2 separate regions of the Mus musculus genome follow, and region 2 is linked to region 1. A link is a loop called in an ENCODE intact Hi-C map of the cell type or tissue named here. Cell type or tissue: gastrocnemius. All regions are shown on one strand.

The links. Hi-C counts contacts between places; a loop is a spot of excess contacts. Peaks named below come from ENCODE experiments on the same cell type or tissue, not always from the same donor. Only the 100,000 strongest peaks of a DNase experiment are listed, where the experiment ranks them.
Region 2: it touches region 1 in a loop (2.7-fold over the local background); 25 of 42 quality-filtered maps call a loop at or near these places.

What each region holds. Positions count from the first base shown.
Region 1 is chr4:85,153,416-85,155,915 of GRCm38, reverse strand. No RefSeq gene overlaps it. Among named protein-coding and RNA genes, the nearest start is that of Sh3gl2, 51 kb to the left of the region's middle. In gastrocnemius, no CTCF peak of the experiment used is centred here; a DNase peak (open chromatin) is centred at 1,376.
Region 2 is chr4:85,818,155-85,820,654 of GRCm38, reverse strand. It overlaps a transcript of Adamtsl1 not described here. Among named protein-coding and RNA genes, the nearest start is that of Adamtsl1, 230 kb to the left of the region's middle. In gastrocnemius, a CTCF peak has its summit at 1,291 (motif pointing right); a DNase peak (open chromatin) is centred at 1,293.

The DNA of each region.
Region 1 (2,500 bases):
CAGCTCCGCAGGGGTCATCCCTTTAATGGAAGGATGTGCTCAATTGACAAGTCCTCCCTAATGCACAGGCTGATCGATTTCACTAACTGCTGCAGGTCTAAGCTTTTTTATAGTGACTTTTTCAAGAGATCACAAACACAGGACAGTTTAACTTCCCAAGATATAAGTATGAAACTTTTAGATAGCTCAGTAATACTAGAAGTGAATGCCAAGGATGTATTTATGAGGCCAAAGCTCACACAGCACATCATGCTGTTAAAGAAAGGAGGTAGGGACAAATAATTCATTAGAAAATATTCATACTTAATTTCCACTAAGTTATATCTGAGTTGAGCCTCACTGACTAATGCATTTCAAAGGAATATGTGTGCATAAATCAGGGTGTGAAGAGTAGCTTTCTTCAAACTCAAGGCAATCATGGTGATTTGGGCAGTGCAATTTCTAGATGGACATAAAGCTACCCTTGCAGTGATGTTTGGTTCACTGAATCCAGACCAGACACTTGCATTCATAAGCTTTTCCACTTACCCACACATCTAGGGGCACAACAGTGCCTTTGACTCAATGATTTTTACACCAAAGCATCAGTATCAATTTAAAAGTATCTATTTGGAAGTCATTGAAACCCTAGGAGATTGGACCAGACTTTCTGATAATTAAAGAAACAAATACAAAGCAAGTAGGTTTTGCCAGTAGGAAAACATCCATTAAAATTACAGTGGTCAGGGTAAATTGGTTCTGAACTTATGTATCAATCTTGGCATATTCTTTAAAATATTCTTTGTTCATTTGTTTATTCCTATGTATGGAAAACAGAATCTAGATACATTCTAGATAGAATCTAGTGTAGACATTCTTGTGAGAGAGATAGGTCTACTTTCCACGTTGTATTAACCAGCGATGCTTCTTTAGGGCTTGCTGGTGTTGCACTATGGCCTTAAAGCTAAGTGTAAGATCAACTATCTCCCCACAGGACCTCATCCCTGGGAGATTCAAAGGCTATATGAGGTCTATGGGATTTCTTATTTGGTTTGAAGAATCCAGGTCGGGATTGCATACTAACAAAGGGCTTCAGAGTTCTGAGCTTGGCTTGCCTACATATTTGCTGTAGGGTTGTAGGCAAGCTAGCATCTGAGAATAATTTCTCTTTTAGAGCCATCTGAGGAATTAAGCTGATTAATGCTCTCCTGGCTTATAGCTAAATGGGTAGTCACCCCTCCCATTCTCATGTAAACTGTTTACATGGAAGGAAGGTAGTGGATATTTATACACAGCAGACTAACAATTTTCAAGTATTATCTCTTTAATTCTTGCAAAAGCCCTGGGAGACAGCTGGTCTTCAGTTGTCACAGGGGACAGGAGCCAACACAACATAGTGAGGGCCAGTAGGAAATGCTGTGAATTGGGCAGGGGTTACCATTGTGGACTTCAGTTAAGTGGTTCATGAATCTATAATATCATAAAGATCATATGGAGAAAGTTTTAGTCAACTCCTCTGATCCGATAGTCATCAAAAAAAAAAAGTATAAGGGGAAATAAAACCTTTGAAACACTGCAGTGAAAAACAGATCTATGTTTCACGATATTTTAGAGCAGCTCTGGATATACTGCCAGGGATGAATTTTTCATGTGTTGTCAAAGCACCCATGTTCGGAGCGCATTTTGTTCTAGCAGTTTTGTAGTGTCACAGTTCGGTACCCTGATGTCAGCACTGAGAAGGGTCAGTTCTGCCTACTCCTTGCTTGCCCACAGAGCAGTGAGTTGCCTGCTGGTAATAGCAGAGCTCCATGCCAGCTATTACCTAATAGCAAGGGGAGAGCACACACCTAAGGATAAAGAAGGGCACACATATTTCATGGACTTTGGCTCAAAGAAGAACTCGGTATGAAGAGGCTAGTTGGCTAAAGAACGAGTGTCTATAGTGGTACCTTAAGGAGGAATTGCACAGTGAGCACCTCTTCTAGAACCAGCTCCAAGGCTTTCCATAGTGCCTGCCCTCACACTGCTTCTCTTCCTGTCCATGGCCCAGCCTCTGCAGCCAGACCTCTCCAGCTCTCTCTGCTGAGACCTGTACATACGCCTCCAATCTCTCTCCTCTCCAGGATTTTCTAAACCAAAAATCTCCCTTTAATCTCTACAGAAACCCTATGGATTTGGGATTCAGTTGCCAAATATTTTAATCAAAGCAGGTTTGTCTTTTCTTCTTTGTATGAACTTTGACAACTACCATACAAACTGTTATAGTTAGATTGTTTCACATAGGTTAGAGGCACATAGACTAAATTTTCAAATTTGATACATATGCAGTTAGAGTCAAGAGCTCCGGGGTACTGGTTAGTTCATAACGTTGTTCCACCTATAGGGTTGCAGATCCCTTTAGCTCCTTGGGTACTTTCTCTAGCTCCTCCATTGGGAGCCCTGTGATCGAACGCCAGGGCCAAAAAGGGGGAGTGGGCGGGTAGGGGAGTGGGGGTGGGTGGCTATGGGGGACTTTTGGTAT
Region 2 (2,500 bases), 660 kb before region 1:
ACTGGATGAAAGCAAGAAGTGGGAAGAGGGTACTCGTGCAGTAGTAGTGCTGAAGAAAGATGGAATGTTTAAGTACTTGAACTAAACAATGCACACCAGGCTATTGGTCAGTATGTAATTTGAATCCAGGACTATCGGAGTTTAAAGACCAGGGTCATGCCCTATACCATAACTCCTAAGGAGTTTGAATTGTATCCCCTATGATGGCCTTTATAGACAAAAACATGTTTGGTGGCTGAATAGAGAAATCACTATGAACACTAATAATGCTAATTTCCTTTACACAATACATTAGATGCAGAAGCTGTATGAAAATGAACAAACTGTATACTCCCACTGGAAATACCAGTCTTCTTGTGATGCCATTCTGAGAGGCTGCAGGTCACTTAGTCTACTCCTAGGCAAGACCACAGTCAAGCATTCCAATGCAAAATTCTTCCCACGTGCATGTCTACTGGCTAATGAGTACCCCCCCCCCACACCCACACCTATAGTTAGGTCAAGAGGCTGGTATGTAACCTGGATCCCATGATGCAGAGAAAGGCAGCCTATTTTGTTAAGCATTTTGGGGACACATACTAGACAATGTTGCCCACACTATTGCTCATTTAAATTAGAAAGATGGAGAGAGCTTCATTGTCTGGCTTCTTAGCTTCTCAATAGAAATTCTTGTCCTGAATTTTGAAGACAATAGGAAGTATTTGGCTTCTTGTTCCTATTCCCTGTTATTTAAAAATGTGATTTGTTTTCTTTTACTTTCTTAAATACACTAACGAACAAACTCATCTTCCATGTCAAACACCAGTCAGCTATTTCCTTACAAGCAGGATATATACTCTGTCAGTGCTACCTGTGTGCACACAGCTACCTCCAGCACTCCCAATATATTTTCAAGATGAATGTTTTAGGAACCTTGGCAACTTCCTCTACCAATGTTGTCAGTCACAGAGGAGGCTCCTATTCACTGTCAACAGTACAAAATGAGATCATGTAAATTATAGGGTCCCATTTATATTTATTTTATTTTCTATTACCTAGATTTAAAATTACACATTGGGATCTTGAAGATTGTAGAGAAATTACCAAGCACTCCTCGGGCACATTCTTTTTTTTTTTTTTTAAGGAAAACAGTGTGAAAATTGTTCCCATGGATGGAAATTGCAAGTTTACACCCATGGCTTTAAATAGGAATTACAGGTGAAAAGTCCATATCTAGCATGTTCTACAATAGAGCATTCAGGGATGTTAACTCTCCAGGGAAGAGGGCTGAAATTCTTCATCTGACCACCAGAGGGTGATAGAGTGTGCACAATGATGCTTCAATGCCTTTTCTGCTAGGCTGCCAAATCTGCTGTACACTGACTAGGAAATGACAAATTAAAGAATGGGTCAGGATAATGATAAATTTTATCAAAATAGTTGCATAAGGATATGTCAAAGATAGTGTTTATAATATAAATATTAGTAACAGAATAAAACCTGGTACCATACAGTGTTGATTATTATGTAACTCTGAAGTTGTGATATCTTTTCAAATGCAAAATCATACAAAAATATACATCTGATTATTTACAGTTAAAAACTATGTTTCAATTGTATGACCTGGCCTTAAATTAAAGGTTTGTCTCTCAGAGTCAATTTATATTAACTTTCTGAATGAAAAAAACCCACCAACAACAACAACCATATTTTAGATGGACAGAATGATATAATTGTTTTTCTGAACTGCTCTTAGGGTTTAGCCACAAAATGTACACAAAAGAAGCCACACCATTTCTCAAAACACAAAAGCAGCACAGGTAAACAATGGGACATGGAATATAAATGAAGTAAGAGAATGAAAACCAAAAAGCAGATGCCAGCGTAACTGTGAATACAGACATGGAGCAAGTCCAGACAGGAAGGATGCCCCAGGGTTCCTCTGAGCACTGTCATCATCCTGACATACTACACAGATGTGCTGTACCAGGACACGCCCACTCAGTATGTAATGATAGAAGATAAATGGTGCTAATTCCAGGGGCTATAAACAGGCAAGCACCCCTATCCTCCTCATTGGAGAACTAATGGCTGCTGTGTGGGACACTCTTTCTGATGGTCCTCATCTATATTGAAAGTCTGTAAGACTGTAAAATTAGAGAACAGAGCATGCTATCTATTTGGTATCTGGATCTGTGTTCACTTGCAGACACTGAATGTCACTAAAGACTGTGAAGTTTAATAATGTTCAAGTCAAGGCCTCAAGCCTGTGATTTCCACCCATGTTAAACTATGACATCTTTATTTCCCCGTCATTGCTTCAGTGATTTCAGATGTTCACGGGCCTGGGAGCTTTCTCAAGCAGACCCTTGCAACTGAAACAAACAAGCAAACAAACAAACAAACAAACAAGACATAAATTGTGTTCTGAGTAACTGATGATCACTGCAGAATCAACAGCATTAATTGCTCGGACAATTAATTAACCCCTTCTGCACTTTCCAAAAGGTTATATGTGAAC